3 separate regions of the Mus musculus genome follow, and all the other regions are linked to region 1. Evidence: chromatin loops called from intact Hi-C (ENCODE). Cell type or tissue: heart. All regions are shown on one strand. Region 1 holds the start of H4c1 (H4 clustered histone 1). Region 2 holds the start of n-TSgct5 (a tRNA gene). Region 3 holds the start of Zfp322a (zinc finger protein 322A).

Region 1 (8,000 bases):
CCTGGACTCAAGTAGTGGAAGAGAACCAATTTCAAGTTGCCCCTCAACTTCCAGACAATCCCCCCACCCCCAATAATTTAAAAACTGAGCTCAGAATAAGGGAGCCCAGCAAATCACGGTGTGGGGCGTTAACTCTAGCTCTTTGGAGGAAGGAGGATCAATGCAGGGACAAAAGTGGCTACTTAGCAAAAATCAATAAAGGCTTCAAGAGCTGCCTGTGAACATTGCAGTACATGGGAGATAACCACTTCCTCACAAAACCAAGCCTCCAAGCACCTAGCATTCCTGTAAGGAACAGTCTTGGTGGGCTTGAATTAAAAAAACTCTATTGCAGCCGGGCGTGGTGGCGTTCGCCTTTAATTCCAGCACTGCAGAGGCAGGCGGATTTCTTAGTTCAAGGCCAGCCTGGTCTAGAGTGAGTTCAAGGACAGTCAGGGCTACACTGAGAAACCGGTCTCGGGCCCCCCCCCCCCCCCTAAAAAAACAAAACAAAAAAAACTCTATTGCATGTGAACCCTTGCTGCAGCCCACTCTTACTGATCAAGCACCTGAGTTCTCATCCTCATTGGCAAAATAGGACCTTATCTGGTTGAGGCACCCAGGCCATTGCACTACCATACCATAGAGAGCTTATCCACCACACCTGGAGAGGGTAGCGCCTCCCAGGGCTAACAAGGCTGTTTTCCCAGAATCTCAGGGAAATAAAACTAGAAACTAGACTGACCCAAATTGTCAGTTTACTGGGGGAAATTAATAATGCCTAAATCCCACCAGGCTTGTACCCAAATGCAGTTGTTATAGTGTGAAACAAGTGTCAGGCTCTTTGAGTTATGTTGGTGGCTCTGAAAAGAGCCGTTGGGTTATTTATAGAAGAAGCCTCCAACTGTTCACTTTTTCTTGGGCGCTGCCTTCTTGGGCTTAGCTGGGGTCTTTGGCTTTGTCACTTTCGCCTTGGAAGCCTTAGGCTTCACTGCCTTCGCCTTGGCAGGGCTTTTGGCTACCTTCTTGGCCTTCACCACCTTCGGCTTCTTGGGGCTCTTGGAAGTCTTCTTGGAAACTGCAGGCTTCTTGGGCTTCTTCGGAGTCTTGACAGTCTTCTTAGCTGCAGCCCCAGCAGTCTTCTTAGGTTTCTTAGCAGCCCCGGATGCTTTCGCCTTCACTGACACCTTGGTGGTGATGGCCTTGGACTCAGCCTTCTTGTTCAGCTTAAAAGAGCCAGCAGCGCCGGTGCCCTTGGTCTGCACCAGTGTGCCTTTATTCACCAGGCTTTTCAGCCCCAGTTTGATGCGGCTGTTGTTCTTCTCCACATCGTATCCCGCCGCAGCCAGCGACTTCTTGAGCGCGGCCAAGGACACGCCACTGCGCTCTTTGGAAGAAGAAACTGCCTGCACGATGAGCTCCGACACCGAAGGTCCCGCGGGCTTCTTCCGAGGAGCGGCAGCTTTTGCCGGCTTCTTGGTCTTCTTTGCAGCAGCAGGTTTCTCCGTGGCAGTAGAAGCAGCCTGAGCGACTGGCGCCGTCTCCGACATGGTTGCTGATGAATAAACAACAGCTATACCCAAGACGAAGAAAAGAAGTAGAAAGACAAGGCCCCTGCACGGAGTATTTATAGAGCAGTGCTGTGCTGTGATTGGTGAATGCTAACGCCCGCCCCCTGGACCCTAAGGCCCCGCCTCCCGTGCGCCTGTCTGCCTGCAAGATTTCAGAAACTAACTCCTTTGCGATTCCACCGACCTAGCTTCGTGTTTTTGCAGGTAGAGGAGGCGGCCTCAAAACTTCTCCGGCTGGCTGCTTGAGGTGGAATTTCAACCACAGCAGATTCTCCTTGTACTCTCCTGTTTTATCATCAGAAAGTGGTAGATGCCTATCAAAAAGGAGCTCAACTAGTGAAAGGTGGCTGTAAATTAGTCAATTAAAACCCAGAAAGCCAGCTTGTGGGCCTTCTCTGCGGGTTTCAGTATTGATTCTTGGCAGTAATGGGAGCAATGTATCGTTACTTTATATTTTAGTTATGCAAGAGGCTTAGTGTTCTTTTAAGGAGTGTCAGCTTGCGACAGTGATTTCATATTGTGAGCCAGTAGTGGCTCAAATAAAAAGAGAAAAGGCAGGACACGACTTTTCCCAGGATATGCAAGTACACAATAGCTCTGGGAAAGTCTTGCCCATTTTTTTTTTTAAAGAATTTAAAAGTGCAATCCTAACATGGTATGACGATTTCTATAGTTTATAGTTAAAAAATTGTTTTCGAACGTATCAGTGATATCTGGCCAAAAATGCGTGAAAGTATTTTGAAAATTCAAGCTCCAAATGCAAGAACTCAAAGCATCCATACAAGTACAGCCATTTAATGAAGAAATGCTCAGAATAACCCGAGTCAGACGTCTGTACTTTTACTCCCATGTTTCTCTCCATTTCTTTACAGTGTGGGTTGCAACAAAATGGAGACTTTCCACGCAAATGAAGAGTTCTAAATCTGCTGTTTTAGTGGCTATTTACGAAAGGCAGTAAACCAATCAAAAGGTAGAATCTGGCCTACTCTCCTTCAATGTAGAAGTCACATTGTTACATTTCAATAATGAAGATAACAAGATTGTTCTCTATTCTTCAATGCCACTAAGTCCAAGCTGCAATGTGTTTGGAAGCAGATGTGCTGTAGAAGATAACAGTCACTGGAATTTTATTCCATTTACTTTAAAACACACACATACAAAAATAAGTACCGCGGCAGACTACCTTAGCCTCAACTGCAGTTCTTAAACATAAACCAATCAGAGTCTTAAACGTCACAGATAACCAGTATTTTCATCCAATCACTATCCTTTGCATACTATAAATAGTAGTTCTGAACTCACCATCTCCAAGTGCTCACCAGCTTGCTTTCTAGTTTTTGCTATGGCTCGTACTAAGCAGACCGCTCGCAAGTCCACCGGCGGCAAGGCCCCGCGCAAGCAGCTAGCCACCAAAGCCGCCCGCAAGAGCGCCCCGGCCACCGGCGGCGTGAAGAAGCCTCACCGCTACCGTCCCGGCACCGTGGCGCTGCGCGAGATCCGGCGCTACCAGAAGTCGACCGAGCTGCTGATCCGCAAGCTGCCGTTCCAGCGCCTGGTGCGCGAGATCGCGCAGGACTTCAAGACCGACCTGCGCTTCCAGAGCTCGGCCGTCATGGCTCTGCAGGAGGCCTGTGAGGCCTACCTTGTGGGTCTGTTTGAGGACACCAACCTGTGCGCCATCCACGCCAAGCGTGTCACCATCATGCCCAAGGACATCCAACTGGCCCGCCGCATCCGCGGGGAGAGGGCGTAATTGTACAGTTCCGTACAGTTCTACGGAATTAACCAAAGGCTCTTTTCAGAGCCACACACGATTTCAAGTAAAATGGCTGTAATTTACTCCATCCTTAAACGAACCTATATATTCCCTAGTGTCTATAACGGTGGATATTCCCCAAAACTTGAGTTTATAACAGCCCAAAGTTGATATCAAGTACAAAATAGGTCAACTGATTGTCTGGTTTTACCCGTGGAATATGCGTAAAGTGTACAGGTCGGATCTCTGACGTGACCTACTCGCAGGCTTTCGGTCCTTATAGGGCTCCGATCCAGAGAGGGGTCTGTGATGTCACTTTTCCCGCCGTCCGGCTTTCGGGGCGGGGCTGATGGGCGAGATATGTGACATCACTTTCCCGCCGGCGCGCTTTCTGGTCGTGACTGAGGGGCGGAATTTGTGAAGTCACTTTCCCGCCGGCGGGCTTTTGCGTCTTTCCCGGCATGGCTGAGAGGAGGGATCAGTGATGTCGCTTTCCCGCCGGCGCGCTTTCGGGTCTTGGCTGAGGGGCGGGGTTTGTGATGTCATTTTCCCGCCGGCGCGCTTTCGGGGCATGGTTGATGGGAGGGATTTGTGACGTCACTTTCCCGCCCGGGCGCTTTCGGTTCTTTCCCGCCAGGTCTTATTGGCGGGGTTTATGACGTCACCGTCCGGCGGGCGGGTTTTCGTTTGTGTGATTCTGTTGGGGGTGGGAGATCAAGGCCAAGCAGCTATATAAAGGACCGACTCTCAGCTCTGACTCCATTTTCCATTCTTCCTAAGACATGTCGGGTCGCGGCAAGGGAGGAAAAGGCCTGGGCAAAGGCGGCGCTAAGCGCCACCGTAAGGTTCTCCGCGATAACATCCAGGGCATCACCAAGCCCGCCATCCGCCGCCTGGCCCGGCGCGGGGGAGTGAAGCGCATCTCCGGCCTCATCTACGAGGAGACCCGCGGTGTGCTGAAGGTGTTCCTGGAGAACGTGATCCGCGACGCCGTCACCTACACGGAGCACGCCAAGCGCAAGACCGTCACCGCCATGGACGTGGTCTACGCGCTCAAGCGCCAGGGCCGCACCCTCTACGGATTCGGCGGCTAAGACTTTTTTAATTTGTATTTTCTAACCAAAGGCCCTTCTCAGGGCCGCCCACATTCCCTGAAAAAGCGCTGTAATACTGAACCACCTAACAGCTTGGGCATCTCAGAATATAGAGAAATTGAGTAAATAAACCTTGAGTGCCTTTGGAGAATTGTAAGGTCAAGTTTGCACCATTTTCTTGGAAAAGAAATACTGCCTTATTAAGTGTGCGCAGCTAAACTCTGTTCCTTGAGGAAAGCCTGAGTGAGGGATAGGAAAGCAGTTAAGCATGGTTCTCATCTAACCACATTAAAAACGTCTGTAAGTCCGGGCGGGGTTCAAGTAAAGTCCATGTAAGGCAGAACTAAACATTCCTCATAATTCTCAACCATTTGCCCTGAGATGTGGCCTTTTTGCCAACAATGCAATGGCAAAAATTGTTTTTTGTTTTGTTTTGTTTCTCTTTCTCAGAACAGGCAGAGTCCCAGCGGATTCATGTCTTAACATGGTGATTACACAACTAAGATAAATGGCATTGTATTTGAGAACTCTAATGCCGTGTAAGTATAGTAGCTTCCATTTCATGACCCCCTTTACAGCTTCACCCCGTGGCCAAGGTTGGTAAAGGCAGGGGTGTTCTTGGAATAGCTTCCTGTAGTCTGATTTTTGTTAATGTGATTGGCCAGTGTAGGCAGATTGAGGAAAGCTGCTACAATTTTGGGGTGAAGCAGTGACAGTTTGAGAGCACAGGTGAAGGGGATGTGAGCTCACTTTGTGACTGAAAATAGGAAAATAACTTTTCCTGCAATGAATGGCCTAGACAACTTGATCCTTCACCCAAGTTCTAGCATTACTGTTTACCACCACACCCAGCTTGCTGGCACTTTTTTGCCTTCCTCCTCCATCTTCATCTTCTTGTGGTTTTGTTGTCTATGTATTTTTTCTTTCGATTGTCTTTATTTTAGTCATCATTTAAAAAGGAGAGTTTTGAACCTCATCCTGTCGCTATTAGCTAGGTCTAAGTATCTCTCCTTGATTTGGGAATTCCTGTTTTCCAACCGTGAATTTCTGGTAGAAAAATGAACTATTCAGCATAGCTTCATCTTAAACTAATGCATATAATTCATGGATAATACATCCTGGAAAGTTTCAGGAGGAGAGCAGACAGAAGAACAAGAAAATGTGATCTCTCTTGATGGTGATTGATCATTTTATCCCTCCTCTAAATTCCTTTGGGAGGTATTTCTTTGCTATTAGGTAATGTGCCAGCCGCTCCCTGAGGCCAGCAGAAAACAATGGATTCTCATGAGCAGTAAATGTCATGTAGATGCAGATCTTGGATCGCAGTAATCACGTGGGCCTTTAAGGTGGCTTGGCCTTTTTCCAAAATATTCCTAACATATATATCTCCTTGGTGGACCTCTACTGTGGATAGGAACCTCTCACTTTTCCTTACATTACCAATTGTCATTCCTAATTGAGGAATTAATTATGGCAGCACCATAGTGTGGCTTTTGCCTGGGGATGTGCATAAAATGATTCATGATGTATATTCACTTTAAAAACCCTTCATATAGGTCATGAATTTAAGATGAGACTGGGCTACATAGTAAGTTCCAGGCTAACATGATTTATATACCAAGACAAAAGAACTCAGTGACATGATTTATCTGATAAAGTTGCTGCCAAGCTTGAAGACCTGAATTTAAGCTCTTGGAGCTAGAAGGAGAGACTCAATTTTCCTAAGTTATCCTCTGATACCCACACGTATGCTTTCGTATGTGTACACTAACACACACACAAGATCACAAAATAATTTTTTAAATGTAAAATTTAAAAGATAAAAGAAGAGTGAACAGATGGTTCGGTGGTTAAGAGCACTGGCTGCTCTTCCAGAGGACCTACATTTGATTCCTAGCACCCGCACCCGCACCCGCACCCACATGGTGTCTCAAAATCTCTTGTAACTGCAGTCCCAGGAGTCCCAGTTCCCACTGCTGGTCTCTGAGTACCAATCATAAAAGAGGCACAGAAATACATGTAGGCAAACCATCTAAAACAATAATATTAAAAAAAGTCAAGTATAACTAGTAAAATGTCATGGAACACTCCCAAAGCAAACTACAGTACTTGGAAGAATCTGAATTTGTGTTCCTAGGCCATGAGCATTCATATTTAGCTCTCAAGTAAAACATCTCTTAATTCTATTTGAAATGAGAACTGTGTTTTTTAAGGCAGCACTATTTATTGTGACTAGTATGGTAACTCAGAATTACTTGAGCAAAATTCTAATTCTGCTGGGATGTTGAGTGGCAAGAAGCAGACACTGTTATAGATTTTGACACTGCAGCAAGATGGTTGGTTCTAGCATCTCAAGCAGGCCATGGAGTTATATTTGAACATAAACTATTTTACAGTACCTATGCGTTATAGCAGGAAGAAAAGTGTTTTAACAAAGAGGCTACAGAAAAGAGAGTTAATCACAAATGCCTGAATAGTTCTACCCTGTGCTATTAACAACAATTGTGTATTTTTTTTAGTGTTCCATTGTTAACAAGATGCAGTTCTAGGGCTGATGAAAGGGTCCAAGAACTAAGAGTATATAACACATACTGGCATATACTATCATTTCTGAGTCTCTGAATGGCACAGAACATATGCTGACTTCTGCATCCATTTCTGGAGTACTGGGATGACAGCTGTTGGTCAGTGTGTAGTGTGTTGGCTAAAACTTCGTTTTGGATGTAAATCAGTTTGTTTCTTCACGCTACAAATGTTACACTACATTGTGTTTTATGCCATTAATCTCATTTAGTTTCACTATTTAGTCGACTGTCAAAATTCATGGGAACAGAATTAAAGACCCATACCACTATATGAAAATGTTGAAGCCCTGTACATGGTGTCAGTGGTATATACAAAATAACCTGTATTACACATCCTTACATTTTATATTATCCTGGCATTACCTGTAGTAATTAATACGATGTAGATTTTATGTCAATATTTGTTTTAATGAACTGTTTGAAAGGGCTGGTCAAGAAAACATCATGTGTATCAAAGCTTCACTCTTTACTCAATTGTTTTTACCTCCAGGACCCGATGAGCCTGTTTCTTTAGTAAATTCTCATCTGGATGGTTACCTTTGTTCACCTACCCAAGGTTATTTTCAGGCGGTGGTAATGAGTCGTTGAACCTAGAGGTTCTAACACCTTTCCCCAAAATTCCAGGTTTTCAAGACTGTTTAACCGTCCTTGAACCAATCCTGAGAAAAGAGCCTTGAAGTGTCCTACTTTTAACAATTTGTACAAGGTGAGGCTGTACTTTGTGCACAAATTCAGCCTGGAGGGGTGGGGGTGGGGAATCTCAACTATGCTGACTATCCACAGCCTGAGTTAAAGCTGAAGCTATTAGTGAGGGCCGCTGCCAGTGTGGGGGAAGGGTGAGGGAGCAAAATGCACAGCTTTTTAAGGAATTCAGTGAGTGGTCCTGAAAAGGACCTTTTGTAACAGTTAAGAAAATCGCTTTAGTCCCTTAACCCCCGAATCCGTAGAGGGTGCGGCCCTGGCGCTTGAGCGCGTAGACCACGTCCATGGCGGTGACGGTCTTGCGCTTGGCGTG
Region 2 (8,000 bases), 1.7 Mb after region 1:
ATTCCTTCAAGGATCATTTCTATAGTTTGTTACGTAAGTAGTTAAATTTTAATTAAGTCTGAAACAGCCTCTAAAACACAACTCTGTAGTAATTGTGGAGGGAGGGAGAGTTGTACTCCAAGGGGCTAAGATTCTGCAGGGGGACTTCCTTCTCCCACACACACTGAGAACTGAAAGTGAAGCCCAGCAGCAGTTTACTGAAAACAAGAACTCTACAAACCCAGAAGGTTCAAATACAGCCCTGCAGGGCTCACCTACTGCTGAAGTGAGCACACCTGACCACTCTTTGATATTCCTCCTTAGGGCATAACATTTCCCTCAGAAGCTCATTTGCTCAGTTTAGTTTGGTTTGGTTTGGTTTGGTTTGGTTTGGTTTGGTTTGGTTTGGTTTGGTTTGGTTTGGGAGACATATGACTTGCTGAGCCTGATCTCAAAAGGAATGTTCCACAGGTTGGAAAGATGGCTAAGCACCAGGCTTCCCAACTTAGGAGCCTGTGCCTTTGGGGGGCTGGGGTTGGGGGGAGGGGAGGTCTTTGCATGTGTTCCTTCTTTTCCTTTAGAAGAATAAGAATGATGCAAGAGCTTCTCTGGTTTCTATGAGGACACAAACCAAAAACATCTCGCTTCTCCAAGCTGCTGTTCTCACCTGTACCATGTCTGACAGGATGATCACTTTTCACAGAATCTTAACTGCATGTCCGTCTGTCTCTTAGAGAGGGACAAACTTGCTGACACCCTCTTCTGGGGTGTCTGAAAACAGCTACAGTGTACTTACATATAATAAATAAATAAATAAATCTTATCTTTATACACACATCAGTGCAGGTAACACCCTTCATCAAAGAAGTTTCTCTTTACAGCAAATGGGAAAAATCACAAAACAAAACAAAAACAATGCAGAGATGAACAGGTTATGGGAAGTTCAGCCCCAACCAACAGCATCACATAGATCCCAGCCTTGAGCATCAGGACCTGAGTAGAACCCAGAGCCCTTGCCTTGGTTTGTTGTTGCTTTTGTTGCTGTTGTTGTTGCTTTTGTTGCTGTTGTTGTTGCTGCTGCTTTGTTTTGTTTTTGTCGAGCATACATGTGCCTGTAATCCCAGTGCGGGGGAGGAAGAGACAGGTGGATCTAATCACTGCGACCTAGCCTGCTTGGAAAGCTCCAAGTCCCAGTGAAACCCTGTCTCTAGGAGAAAGGTGGACGGTTTCTAAGAAACGACACTAAAGTTGTCCTCTAGTCTCGTCTTGCATGCAAACATAAGTGCAGCCTCACATACAAAAACAAACACAGAAGCCGGGCAGTGGTGGCGCACACCTTTAATCCCAGCACTTGGGCAGAGTGAGTTCCAAGACAGCCAGGGCTACACAGAGAAACCCTGTCTTGGAAAAAAAAACAACAACACAGAAATGGGAGCAAATGCCTGTAATCCCAGCTCACAAGTTGCAGGCCAGAAAAGACCCTGTCTATAAATTAATAAATTATTTTAACTCCAAGTAGTGAAAATCTTTGCCACTACTAAAGGAAAAGAAGACCACTTACATATATTTTGAAGCAACTGAAACTTTAGAACGTGCAATTAGCTCTGCTCAGAACTTTTAAATGTACATTTAAAGTGAGAAGTAAAGTATAAGAAAAGGATTCTGCTAAGATAAAGGAAGAAAGGTCACGACTGCTCCACGAAGAAAATTACTTGTTGGAAGAGAGTAAAGGATAGGTTCTTCTTGGTACAAAACAAAACAGTAAGACTGAGCCCCGAGACCAAGACCATGGGAAGCTGCAGAGCTGAGGCAGGACTGTTGGAACCAAGGGGTCATGCCACAAAGCCGCAACGTAAAGGCTCTTCATGGAAAAAGAAAATAACTATTCTTTGTGACTCTTGAATTCACAAAAACAAGCACAAAGATATTAGTGCACCCTTAAGGAAGAGAATCCTAACTGAACACAGTTAGCACCTGTTCACCCCACTCCCCTCACCCCACCCCTGATGTTCAGCAGTGACTGATTTGCCAGGACCCTGTGAGACATCCCTCTGACCTGTCCCTTCCATTTTCAGTTTAAGCATGGGGTGATCAGCTACTAACTTCCTCATCTGACCCATGAATGTAACTCCCTGGTCACCTTTGGTACTTTCCTCTGAAATCTCTCCCTTAAAAACCTTGCTTTCCGATGTTAGAGAAAAGATTCTGTGTGGTTAAGAGCCTTCTTGCTTTTCCATAGGACCCGAGTGCAGTTCCCAGCACCCGTGTCATGTGACACAACTCTAGCTCCAGAAGATCCCACGCCCCTTTTTTCATTTTTTTATACCCCCGCATTTACACTCACAAAAATAAACAAATAAATGAATAAGTAAATATAAATAAATATTAAAAAGGAAGGGAGGGAGGGAGGGAGGGAGGGAGGGAGGGAGGGAGGAAACACGCAGGAAGGTCTGTGGCTCCAGCACTGGGAAGCCTGAAGCACGAGGGCTGTCACCAGTTTGAGTTCAGTACAGGCTACACCCCTGTCTCTACAACACAAAAAGCAATGCAAAACAACGTTTTGCTTTTAACTCATTTTCAAAGGAACATTTATGGTTTGGATTAGTCAGTAATTTCTATCCATTATCTCTATTCTATTCATTATCCATTTCCTATCACAAACAAAAACGTCTTAACTTGTAATATCCACCTCTTTCCTTCCAGAATCCTCCTTGTCTCCCTCCTCTGCCTGTTCCTCTCTTCACGCGCGCGTGCATGTGTGCCTGTGTGTGCTTATGTGTGCCCGTGCTTTCTCAAGCACCACGTTCCTTTGAAAATCAAATGCGGGATAGACAAGCCAGAAATCAAGGTCTCTCCGTGCCGACGGCCTGGGAAAAGACGCCAGGGATCAAGTCCTAATAAGAAGAAAACAGCGGATTCTGAGTACTGTCTACTCTAATCCAGCGACCACTTTTCCAGGAACTAGCTCCCCGGAGATCTGCGGCGAGTCACCGGGGTGGAAATCCGCACAGGTCACGGGCTCCAGGGGGCGCTGCGGGCAGCGAGGCATGGCCCACCTCTGTCTCGCCCGCCTAGCCACGCCCACCACCGTCTTCTGCACCGCCACATCCTCCGACCTCTACTCGGAGGGACCGCCCAGGATGCTCCTTCCGGATGTTCCCGTCCAGATCACGACTTTTCTGAATGCAGCGAAAGCACGCACATCCCAGTTCCTTTTGTTGTTGTTTTTTGTTGTTGGGGTTTTTCGCCCCTCACATTTTCTTCCTTTCTAGGTCATTCCTCTACGCACAAGCCATATGTCCACGACTGCTCCCAGTGAGCACTACCTTGTGGCCCGGCGCCTCTAAACTCTGACCGAGCCACGTGGCTCCTTCTGCATGCTCTGACGAGGTGGCCGAGTGGTTAAGGCGATGGACTGCTAATCCATTGTGCTCTGCACGCGTGGGTTCGAATCCCATCCTCGTCGGTCTGGGTCTTTTATTTAAGAATGAAGATCTATACGTAATTGTAAATTCAAGTCTAGTCAGAGATTTTACATTTAACTATGAACCCAATTCTCATTTGCTTCTATCAGCGTGGTTTCAGCATATTAAGTCTTACTATGCTCTGTTTGGCTTTTAACCATTGTGTTTCGCTTGGTGTCACCTGTGAGCGAAGTGTCTGGATGATTGTTTTAATGCACTTTCTCCTGGTGAATTCGTTCCTGACCACCGTAAGAAAAACTAAAAAATCGAGGTGAGAACAGAGAGAAGAGAAAGAAGGGCAAGGAAAGGAGACCCAGATGAAGCTGAAGTCCGTTCTTTCCCTCACTCTATTACTTTAGTTTCATTTTTGGCATTTTCATTAAGTCCCTCTTTTAGAAATCAACATGACTACGAGCACTGAAAAATGAAAGATCAGAGCGCGTACACACACGAGAACCATCATACCAGACTGGAATCATTACTGCTTAGATACTTTGTACATAATGAAACATAGGCTGTATTTTCACATGTATTTTGGAGGATCTACTAAGAGTGGCTAGCATCTTGCAAATTCCATTTTCTAATCATGCTTTCATTTACTATCAATTTACCAGTCTTTAGGATTACTAGCTCCCCTTCCTCCAAGCTGAGGAAACATCTTGTTAGAACAATGAAAAAGAATGTAAGAAGAGATGCTAAGGTGGGGGGAGGGGCTGCTGTGAAACACTGCCTAATGGCCACAGCGTGGATGCTCTGCAGCTGTGGTTACCCGCGCAAGATCAAAGCGCTTAAAAATACCAGCGCAGAGGGGGAAAGAGGCTACAGAGGCTGCAGCCCCAGCTGATGATTGAGTGCTGGGGAGAGTCACATTTTGTTGAATGGGAGGGGCCACTAGCGTATGACCCACAACCACGTGTATATAGGGAACAAATTAGATCAAAGATTAAAGAAATTTAAAAAAATGATTTTTTAAATCATGAAGATGAAAGGCACATGTATGGGGAGGGCGTTTCTGAGAAGATTTAGATGGGGTAGTGAGATCAAAATACATTGTATGCATGTTTGAAAATTTCAAAATATACATAGTTTGAGAAAACTGAAAAATTATTAAATAATCATAAACTTAAAAAATACACTGAAATGTATGCTAATATAAAATAGCCATGTAATTATCTCAGAACAGCGTCTACTTCTTTGCATTTATGAAATTCCTGTTTTACACAATAGGCTTATATTTAATTTTTAGAGATGTTGTTGTTGTTGATTGTTTCTTTGTTGTTTGGGACTGGAACTCTCTACATAGCCCCTGCAACCCTGGAACGCACTGTGGTAGACCAACTTGGCCTTGGGCTTGACTCTGCCTCCAGCTTAAAGGTGAGTGCAACCACACATGGCAGACTTTTCTTTTTAAGTTTTGGTTTTAAAACACCACACAGGCCAAACAGTTCACAAAGATGAAGCAATCTCAAGGCAAGCACCTGCATAACCTTCACAAAGGCATCTAGAGCCTCCTCCAAGCCAGCCACTAACCCAACTTAAACTTTCATCATTTCTTTGCAGTTTTTTTTTTTTTTTTCCCGGTTTGTTTCTTTTTTGTTTTTTGAGACAGGGTTTCACTCTGCTGCCCTGGAACTCTGTAGACCAGACTGACCTCAAGTCAGAGATTTGCCTGCCTCTGCCTCCCCAGTGCTGACATTAAAGGCGTGTGCACCACACCCACCTCTTTACATTTTCTTATCACCAATGTTTCACTCTTAACATTAATGCTTACCCATCTCCATAATTTATATAACTAAAACCTCACAGTTTAAAATATTTATTATCTTCCAATTTCTGAGGACCAGAATGCTAAAAAGAGGGTAAGCTAGCTGGACCCTTCCTGCCTCAGCTTCCCTCCCAAAGCTCATGTGACAGCAGCAGAAGTGTTAGCTGTGCTCTGGCTGGAGTGCAGCAGGATTGGCTTGGTCATAATCGCTGACCTGGTTTTTGACAGGATGTTAGGTATTCTAGATAGCTGTGGTCTGGAGGCCACCTCCACTGAAGGTCATTTGAGTTCTATGCAGGCAGCTTACAATGTAGTGACTTGTTTTATAAGAGCGAGCAAGCTGTAAGACACAGAAACAGGGACAAAGATCACTTTCACTCATGACCTAACTTAAGGAGTAACAGGCTGTAAGGGTCCATGATTTGCCAAAGAGTGATACCCCAGACTCAAATAGTTTGCAACAGCAAAAAGCAGAAATTCAGCAGAAATTCCTGCATGCAGGGGTCTCCTCATTTAAGAATGGAGACCCCCGGTGGACTCAAAGGCCCAGCTTTTACTGTCAGTTAGGGGAATTCCAGGGAGGGGTGTGTTCCCTTTTACCTTGACTGATCAGCTCTGTCTATAAGGGTCTGATTGGTTAGGGCTCTGGAGACTTCCCAGGATGGTTCCTTACTCATTCTGGCTACCTATCCTTGCTCCAGGCCAGATGATGTAGTATACTCGTATTGGCTGACCAAAGCTGTGGCTGGCTGGCCACAGGTTCCTGAATCCACGTTCTTGGTCCTGGGAAACAGAAACGTAGGCCTAGTCTTCCAAACTGCCTGTTTGCAGCCTCTCAGCCTGGCTCTGGCTATCATGTCCAGTGCATTTTATTCCTTGGAAGTGCTTAAGGATGTCTAATCCTAATTTGTGAGATTACACAAGGGGCTAGGGTCTCAACCTTCCTCATGTTGTGGGGTCTACTCAGATCCAACACAACTCAAACACCAGGGCAATGCAGAAAAGAAAAGTTTATTGTAATCAAGCCACTACCAATGGATCAGAGCCACAGAACTGACTTGGGAGCTGAACTGAGACACCTTCCACCCCACCCCCCTTCCAATTCCACTCCTGGAACGAGGATGTTACAGAATGTTGTGGTGAAAAATGACAAACATCTGTGCAAAGTTACAGTTACATTTTTTTCACCAATCAGGACTCAGGAATAGGGGACTTTCCTGGGAACATTCCTTTGTGCTTCACTTATCCTGTTGTCCCTGGTTGATTTATTCAACTTTGGCAGGGACAGACTTGCCTAGCGTTTATGTTTCAACTTTCCAACCAGGATTCAGTCGACCCCTATCTATAACGGAAGATTTATTCAAAATGGCTTCAGTTTGTTTTGCCTTACACTAATACTGTGAGACTGCTCCCCATGTTGTGGTGACCCTTAGCCATTAAATTATATTTACTGCTACTTTATAACTGTAATTTTGCTACTGTTATGAGTGGCAATGTTAATATCTGATATGTAGGCTATCTAATAGACTACCCCTACCAAAGGGTTGTTTGACTCCCAAAGGAGTTACAACCCACTGCTTGAAAACCAGCAGCAGAAGAGGAAACCAAGAGATGCCAGCTGAGAAGCAGTCTTCACACTTGAGAATTCTCCATTTCCTCAAGAGTTACAAAATGTATTATTTTGACTTCATAATATATGAGCTGGGGGGGAGGGGGAGAACTACAACCTTTTGTGACTACATATAATATCTCATATAGCCAAGCCTAGCCTCAAACATTAAGTAATGAAATGGAACCATGATTTCCTGGTTCTCATGTCTTCACCTCCCAAATGCTGGAATTACAAATGTGTGCCACCTCAGCTTGTGTCTGGATTGCAGTGGGTCAAACCTAGGGCTTTGTTTAAACTAGGGAAGCACTATACAACTGAAATACATCCTCAGGCCCTTGGAATATTGATGAAGAGATTTGTAACAAAACCTTTTCAATTTTACATAAGAGAAATATTTTCCAGAAACATTGTCATTTGTTTTCTAGTCTTATTTTTGATGTGTCAAACACTTCAAATGTGTGCATATCAATATTTCATTACTGTGTTTGTATGTCTTAAATGAAATATTATAGGGCAAATTAAATCACCTTGAAACTATAATTATCACCACCACACAAACTACCAGTCACCTCCTTCAACACTGGCAACTTGCCATGTCACAGGAGTTTAAGAAACAGAATGGCTTATTTCCTACATTGATTGGCACTGTTGCCCCTGTGTTGGTGCCTCAAGAGGACTGCTGGGTCAGCAAGAGAGGCTGTCTTAGTGGAATTAGAATGTGTGTCCCCACGTAGTTCTAATCCTACCAAAAACTATTTGTCCAAGTGTCTGATAAGGCTTCTTGTAAAAACAGCCTCTAGAAGGTACTGAATATTTAATTGAATACAGGTCCCCCAAAAAATCTTGGTTGTTGAATACAGTTGGGCATAACATGAACCTGGGGCTAACATGAAAAATTTGGAGCTACTTAAGTGGCTTGAAAAATCTTTCTCCCAGCCAGACAGGGTGGTACATGCCTCGAACCTGAGTACTCAGAGGAAAATCTCAAAGCTAGCATCAGCTACTTAACATGTTAGAAGCCAACATGGATTACATGAGAACATGTCTCAAAAACAAAACAAAAAAGCAACACGCACATACACAAAGATAAGATACTCTGTAACCATGTGGCCTTGGGCAATTAATTCACTGCTATTCGTATCCTTCATAAATCCTCTTCTGTACAAAGAGACTATTTGAG
Region 3 (8,000 bases), 390 kb after region 1:
TTTGTTCCAACTATTGTAATAAAGTTACTGGTTGAGAGACATCTAGGTAGAAAGCCCTGTCTTCTTTATAAGTGAGCATCACATTATCTGTTTTTACTATAAATATCTTTATGTTGTGAGATAAGCAGTAACTTCTATTGACTTTTTTAGCTGACATTAAGGACAACATCATGGCTTTATTTGTGTGTTCTTTAATTGTCCTCCTTTTTCCTGTCACAGAGTCAGCGAGCCAACCTGACCCAGAACAATGGCTTTGGAGGATATTTTGAGATGAACTTGCTCAGTTCTGAAGTGGATGGATGAAGTCCCATTTTCACAGCCAGCTTTTGTGTGACCTTAAATAGCACATGGAAATTCACCACTGTTGTCTATACCCCATGTGCTCCTCTTTAAAACTAAACTTAGTGATTTACAGTGGACAGGGAACTCACTGTTGAGTCAACGACAACTGGCTGGACCCCAAACACCTGTCTTCCTTCTGATCTTCTACAGTTGTCCAAATGAATCATACTTGCTTGTTAGGAATGGGGACTGACAAGCTGTACAAAACATTTCCTTTCCCTCAAGAGTATTAGATGAGACTGAATGTTTAACATTAATAGATTGTCCTTTGGCCTCTTTAAACTTTATAAGGTCATGGTTGCAAGGCAGTCTGCACTCATGATTGGGCTAACAAATATATATCTTCTTTTACCCATGCTTAACCTGAGATCTTTCCTGCCAAGTCTTTGGTGGTCAACTGCTTAAAAACCTTTATCCACAGCCAGTTTGGTTTGGTTTGAGACAGGGTCTTATTATTATTAGCCCTGTTGTTTTGGAGTTCTCTATGTAGGCCAGACTGTTCTTAAACTCATAGAGTTTTGCTTGCCTCCAGCTTCCAAGTGCTACGCTTAAGTGTGTGTGCCTTTATGCCTGGCTTCAATTTTTATTTTAAAGGTAGAAGTTGACTTTTACAATTTTCTACTTGTAGTACTTGGCTATATTATACAGTAGAATGTAATGTTCATTTACTTTAAAATTAAGTGGGACCTGCAAATTAATTGTTCACCAAATTAATTTGATACTTGTGCACTATTGTTCTGTGTGTCAGTGGAAAACCTCAGATGCTTCAGCAACTTAGAAAACAAAGAGAAACAGGGTTGATAAGGTGCCTGGAACACAAGTGTCTATACCATATAAACATGGCTCACAGTATATACCATCCAAACATCACCCAGGAGTCTACTTCACCTGATCTCTTTGTAGTATCTGACCCTGCCAGCAAAAGTCAATTTTACTTATTATCTTTGTCTCAGCATCTAAAACTGAAAACACAAAGAAAAAAAAACTTTAAAAAATGTTTGAACTTCAGATATAACTAGGCTGCTGCAGTATGCTTGAAATTTCGGGGTTAATTCTCTTTTAAAGCATTTACTTTGTGTACATATGTGGTGTGTGGGTGGGGTGGTACAAACATGCTACCATACAAGTGTGGAGGTCAGAAGACAGCATGGGAAGTCAGTTCTTCTGCCTCCTAAGTACTGAGCATCAAACTTGGGTTTTCAGCCTAGGCAACAGGCATCTTTATCCACAGAGGCACCTTCCTTCTGGCCTGTACTTCTCATTTCTTTCAAGATGAAGTTTGCTTCTTTGAAATAACTGTGGCTTGTTTCCATCCCACTTCATTTTCATCTTATTTATACTTATAATCTTTTACGTCACGCCTAACTGTCTATTCTTCTCTGAACTTCTTGCAGAATGCAAGCCAAGTGCCCCCATCTCTGTGCTCCCACACCATCTTTTACAACGAAACGGCTGACATCTGCAGTTCATCCTAGAATGTGAGCATGAGACTAGCCAGCTCAGGGCTGAGATGGCCTGTGTATTTGTATTGTATTGTAATGCCAGATGACGTAGAGAATAGCAACGAATGTTCAGAAACTGAGTGCACTAAGTACTCTGCTTGGGCCAATATTTTGACTAAAGTGGCTCAGCACTTATCACACCTTCGTAATGTGCTGTCCAGCACTTCCCCACAATACTCTGAGGTAGCCATAAGTATGGCGGCGGCTCCAGTAATTGATTCTGGTTCAAATCAGCTTCCCGTTATTAAATGTATAAGTCGGCAAGTTAATCTTCCGGTTTACAGTGGCTGTTAAGAGTCTATGCATGGACCTTGGTAGCTCTACCAAGCTAGGCTCAGCTACCTGTCTTCAATTTGTCAAAAAGACAAGCAAGACAAAGCAGTGAAAGCGGTTTACTCAATATGGTCACACTAGGAAGAGGAGTAAGTAAAGGGGTTCAACCACTAACACGACGTTCAGAATATTTTAAAGGTCATGAGATGTGCATAAGTAAGGAGTCCTGGTAGCTACAATCATAAGTAGCCCCACTCATCACAGTCAGGACTGTGTGAAATCCTGCCCTAACTCTCCCACTGGCCAAGGCCCTAGTCCTTTCCTTGTTCTCAGCAGAAGACTCCTATCACAATTCCAATCCTTTGAGTCCATTGTCTCAACACTCTTATAGCTGAAGGGGATGGCATAAACACATACTCTCCTGCAATAACATGTGTACATTTCTTCCTAATATAGCCATACACAGCTCATTCTATAGTGTGATTCGAATTGTGTTTGGTACATCTTACACTAAAAACAGTTAATAAAAAGTTATTTAAATATTAAAATTAGGGCTAGAGAGATGGCTCAGCATTTAAGACCACTTGCTCTTGCTGATGACCCTGGTTCATTTTCCAGCCAGCACTCACATGGTAGCTCATAAACCATGCATTATTCCAGTTCCAGGGGATCTGACATCCTCCTAGAGTGCGCGCGCACACACCACGTGCACATATATGCTGATAAAACACCCATACATAGAAAATAAGTCTAAGAAAAAAAACTTAAATATTTGAATGACACTGGTGGGATTTTTTGTCTTAAAATTTTAATTTAAAATAAGCTGCAGAAATTCTGCAAATTCTGAAAACAGGAATTAGTGAATTCAGAATACATAATTGCCATCCTCAGACCCTAACTCTAGAATTTAACAGCCAATCCAAGTTCTTCTCCAGACCAGAGAATTCTAGTACTCACTTCCCATGTGAGGGTTTTTGTTATATACATGTGTGTATGTGTATAGTATATATATATGTGTGTGTGTGTGTGTGTGTGTGTGTGTGTGTGTATTATATACTTATTATTGTGTATGCCTGTCAGAAGACAACTTTTACGGTTAGTTCTCTCTTTCCGCTTTTGACATTGGTCTCAGAGATCAAATTCAGGTCGCGAGGTTTTATTTAGCAAGAAGCACTCTTTGCTCCTCACTCTCGACAGAAGCCATCTCGCCAGCCTACATACATTTTTTTTTTCAAGTAGGGAAAATATTGACTGTTCTTTTTTGTTTTTTGTTTTTTTTTCTGAATCTGTCTTCAGCCTAGAATCGCAATCAGAAAGGACAGAAATCCTTTCAACACGGTTTCCCCGCAGCTTTCTCCAGCAATAAGGCCACGCCGCCGCTGCCTATTCAAAGCTTCTCATAGTTTGCTGGCATGAGTGACAGCACCAAAGAGCCTTTGTAATTCTCCACTTCTCCGGCTTTTCAAGGTATTTAAAACCGAGTCCGCTGCATCTATCCTTGAGACACTACTCCTAACTCTTGATTTGAACAGCCGTGGAGAAAGAAAACAGAAGTTCAGAGCCGCAGTACCGGGCGCAGGGCACGGTTTCAATTCAGTGGGTACCGGAGCTGCTGCAGTCCCAAATTCCAGGAGCTGAAAAGGTAGTTGTCGGACGCGAAAGAGCCAGGGCGCAGGCGCGCTCAGGTTCCGCCCATTTCGGGAGGTCCGGTGCTTATTGGCCCGGAATCCCGGTGCAGCCCTATGAGGGGTAGTTACGTGCCTCGGGGCGTGGCTACGCCTCCCTGTCCTTGCTGGTGAGAGCGGTTTGTCTTGGCCTTGTGGTGTGCGGGGACCGCTTCTCCAGGTTGGTATCCGGCGGTTGGCTTGCCGACCTCTCAGCATCTCGGCCCACTCTCCTTCCCTAGGAGACCGTGGGACCGAATCGGCCATCGCCGAGTGCTCGGCCCCGGAAGCTCCGGCTTGAGGGTCCAGTCACCGGAAGTGCCGCCCTGGGCGGCGGAGTAAGCGTTCAGCGGGTCCTCGAGGTCCTTGGCCGTGAGAGGGGTCCGGGCCAGGCGCGGCGCCCTTCTTGTCGCTGTCAACGAAAAGTTGGGAGGAGAAACCTGTGAGACTGTCCTGGAGGTAGTAATGGAGCCAGGCTCGAATGCAGTCTGGAGCCTTCCTGAATGTCTAGACAACCATGGGCACTGGGGGGACCCTCCCCCAGCCTTAAGGGCGGAGATTAGTTGAGTTCCCCGGAATCTGCAGAATCTGTTTGCTCAAAGCATTCCATAGTCATTTATTTTTAGCAGCCTTGGTCCTGTGTAACATTGCATTCATGAATCGTATTCCTACAGGTTTTAGTGCACGAGGAATGAATCCTTGATCTCAGAAGTTGAAATAATAATGCGCCTATCAGTCACCTGAGCGTTTGAGGTAGAGGTAGGAGGATAGGGAATTAAAAGCCAGTTTAAGCTGCCTAGCGATTTTGAAGCTAGCCTAAGCTACGTGAGACTCTCCCCGTCTTAACAGCAAGAAAAACAAGGCCCAGGGCTTTGTTCTGAACTTAAAAATCTCTCAGCTAGAAGAATTCTTGTTATTTTGTGTAGAGCAGGTCAGAAAGAAACGGCTTCTTGAAGGAGGAACGGAAACATTAGAATGAGCAAAATTTTGCTGAAGGATGATGTCAGGATTGGAGAGTGCATGGGACATTATTTAAATGGCCTACTGTTAAAAGGAAAAATGTAAGCTTTGCAGTCATGCTCATTCAACATTGCTGCTTTTTTCCTCTAGGAGAGGGAAGAATTAAATATTATGAGTACTTCTGGATTAGAGACCTTGTGGATCTGAAAAAAATAAATCGTTGGGTTCTTGTTAAGGTAAGTGGCATACATCTGTTTCTATATAAATGTGAATTTTGGAGTAGGGATGGGACAAGAAAGAAGGTAAAACATACTTGGGAAAAGGAAAAGGGTCTTTCTGGTGACTAACATAGTGGCCCTTTGATAACCTTTCAGTACACCTATTTTTCTAACAGGCATACACAGCAGATTTGCAACAATTGTCCTTCTTTTGATTTACCATACAAAGAAGGCAGTGTGCCCAATGCTCAGACAGGCTCTAGGATGGATATTTAAACCTGGCTCTGTTACTTAACTGCCTGTGAGTTCTTGTGTAATTAGGTAACTGTCATAGCAACAGGTTTTCTATCAGTAAGATGGTGGTAATATTTGATTTTACAGTGTTCTTGGGAGGATTAAATGTCCATAATCCATGTAATCAATGAAAATTGAGGCAACCCCTGGTCTGAGGCTGTACAGCAAGTATGGTTTTTAAGACAATACGTTAAATACTTACTGTTTGATCATCCCATATATCCTTTAACCGAAAAGAATCTTGAGCTCTGAAGTTTTGTTGCTTAGCCTGTCTATTTGAACTTTTGTCTGCTCTTCGCTTATGAAATGGAGTCTGGTGTTGCTCGTGAAAAAAACAAAACAAAACAAAAACCAGAAGTCCTCCCTTCCTAGGAGGGGTAAAGGAAGCATGTTAGAGACAGTAGCCTGGAGTAAGGATTTGGAGGATGGGTTTGTGTTTGCCAGATGCACATTGGAGACCCAAGGATAATGATACTCCTTTTTCAGTCTGAGACTTGGCTACTTGTTGTTTTTTTAATTGTTTAACAGATGCATTCTAAATGTTACAGATATTGCAGTAACCAAAAGACAAAACCCTAACCATAGTAGATGTTATGCTCTAGTAGGAGAGACAGACAAGGGAACGTACATAAAGTACATCTCTTAATGTTGGATAGTGATGCTGTAAGGTGGTGTGAAGGGCCATGAAGGTGTGTTGCTTTTTTAGGTAGTAAGTTTCAGGCTACTTAAATCGGATAATGGAGAAAGCTACATTGAGGAACAGTGGTTCCTCTACCTAAAGTAGAGGATTTTCTACCTAAAGTAGAAAAACAACATATTTTGAGGTGCCTGAGAGGATGAAAATGGCAAACATTCCATAGTATGGAGGGCAGTAAAACTTTGGATTTTATTGTAAATGTGTGGGAAGTATCATATTCTGTTTTGAAGACTGACAGCCAGATCATATTTTATTTGCATACGAAAATTGTTTCCTGGTTTAAAATTGGTTTTCTGTTTGTTTTTCTTGTGCATCATAATTTCTTGGCTACTGAGAGCAGTTGTGATGTCTTGGGCTGGTAGTTTAATAAGATAATCTGATTCATTTCCCAAACTATGAGCAAACTCAGTTAAATAGCTGAGGCAGGAGGATTGGAAGTTACAAAACTAGCTTGGGTAACCTAGGGAAGACCTTTCTCAAAGTGTAAAAAGGATAGGGCATATAGCTCAGTGGTGGAGTATGATGTGTGTGCAGCCTTTGGGTTCAATCCCTATCACCATGAGACAGTTAAAGAACAACATACTGTATTTTTGTTTGAACATTTCTATATTTTAGCTCAACAAAGATATTGTAGGCTGTTTTGCAAATCATGATATCTACCATGTCTCCTGATTGCATTCAGTGATGAATGGTATCTAGAACCTAGAATCTTAGTATTTAATATGTGCATTATTGCTGTGCTTGGGAGCTGACATTACTAGGATGGAAAACCCTTTTCATGTGTACATTGTACAGCTTCTCTAGACAGTACAAACTGTGACCTCATTCTCATACTGCCCTTTAATTCCAGCTAACCACAGTACAGAGTTCATTCTAATCTTGTTCTTTTCTATTTGTAATTTCCTTCTGTAACTGAGGGGAATCTATGTTCCCTTATCCAACTCTGGTATACATACTAACTAGTATGTACTATGAGGAAAAGCCCCATAAATAAGGTTCAGTAATTGTGTATATACAGTTTGGGAGGCTGTGTACCTCTAATTGAAGTACTTGGGGTGGGAGTCTTAGGCAAGCAGATCAGAAAACAAGACCCACCTGAGCTATATAATGAGCCAATTTCTTAAAAAAAGGTAAAAGAAAATTAAAAATAATTATTGTCTTTAGCTTGAGTTTATATAGTCTCATACTATGTAAGAGTTATTTTTTTTTTTTTCTACTTTTGGGTGTTCATGTTATTTGTTTGAAATGAACTGTCTTTTGGTTTGTTTTAAAATGGGGTCTCAGTTTGTAGGCCAAGCAGGCTTGGAATTTTATAGCCAAGGCTAGCCTCAAATATTTACCAGTTCTTCTCATGCTCCAAGTACTAGGAGTATAGATGTGAGTCATCACACTCGGGTGTCATTTGCTTTCATGTGTCATTTTGCAGCTCCTTGGCACTGCTAGTGATAAGGGCCTAGGGCCCTACATATGCTGCACTACAGAGACCTATCCCAGGCCACCCATTTATTTCTGTTAAGTATATATGTATGTAGAAATGTGTTCTTAGAGAAATATGGCACTTCATCCTTTGGTTCACATCAGTTCTGTCCTCTTAGGTTTTGATCCCATTTTCACCTATCTTGTGATGATGCAAATAAGACATTAACATTAGTTTCTTATTTTTTCCTAATTTATTTTTGACAAAGTTTATAAGTACATTTTTAAAAATATTTTTAAAATATAGTTTTAAATAGGATTTTTTAAATTTCTGATTTCTTACACAAACTACAGCATTTGCTTGCACTTTAAAATTTTTACAGTTGAATGCTTGGGAGTGGTGGCACACACTTAATCCCAGCATTTGAGAGACAATGTCAGGTGTGTTTGAGGCCAGCTTGGTCTCAAGAGAGAGTTCCAGGACAGCCAGGGTTACATAGAGAAACTGTCTTGAAAAACCAAAACAAAAAATATCTTTAAAAATTTACATTTGGAGTTGGAGAGACAGCGCAGCTGTTAAGGACATTTTCAAAGGACCCAGGTTTGGTTACCAGTACCCACTTGAACTAACAAT

The links. Peaks named below come from ENCODE experiments on the same cell type or tissue, not always from the same donor. Only the 100,000 strongest peaks of a DNase experiment are listed, where the experiment ranks them.
Region 2: it touches region 1 in a loop (4-fold over the local background); 7 of 42 quality-filtered maps call a loop at or near these places.
Region 3: it touches region 1 in a loop (3-fold over the local background); 4 of 42 quality-filtered maps call a loop at or near these places.

The regions. Positions count from the first base shown.
Region 1 is chr13:23,757,246-23,765,245 of GRCm38, reverse strand. H4c2 (H4 clustered histone 2) reads right to left here. Exons shown (of 1, transcript NM_178193.2): 1 at 7,860-8,000. The coding sequence ends at 7,914. H4c1 (H4 clustered histone 1) reads left to right here and starts at 3,997. Exons shown (of 1, transcript NM_178192.2): 1 at 3,997-4,451. The coding sequence starts at 4,089. The coding sequence ends at 4,400. H3c1 (H3 clustered histone 1) reads left to right here and starts at 2,860. Exons shown (of 1, transcript NM_013550.5): 1 at 2,860-3,361. The coding sequence starts at 2,893. The coding sequence ends at 3,303. H1f1 (H1.1 linker histone, cluster member) reads right to left here and starts at 1,578. Exons shown (of 1, transcript NM_030609.3): 1 at 834-1,578. The coding sequence starts at 1,529. The coding sequence ends at 888. In heart, no CTCF peak of the experiment used is centred here; DNase peaks (open chromatin) are centred at 1,535, 2,905, 3,215 and 3,885; H3K4me3 peaks cover 5,704 bases; H3K27ac peaks cover 6,954 bases.
Region 2 is chr13:22,046,131-22,054,130 of GRCm38, reverse strand. n-TSgct5 (a tRNA gene) reads left to right here and starts at 3,364; the gene lies at 3,364-3,445. In heart, a CTCF peak has its summit at 3,002 (motif pointing right); a DNase peak (open chromatin) is centred at 3,060; H3K4me3 peaks cover 2,443 bases; H3K27ac peaks cover 2,028 bases.
Region 3 is chr13:23,365,097-23,373,096 of GRCm38, reverse strand. Zfp322a (zinc finger protein 322A) reads left to right here and starts at 3,889. Exons shown (of 5, transcript NM_001111107.2): 1 at 3,889-3,962; 2 at 4,892-4,977. The region is part of intron 3 of 4930586N03Rik (RIKEN cDNA 4930586N03 gene); the gene reads right to left. In heart, no CTCF peak of the experiment used is centred here; a DNase peak (open chromatin) is centred at 3,796; H3K4me3 peaks cover 2,910 bases; H3K27ac peaks cover 2,196 bases.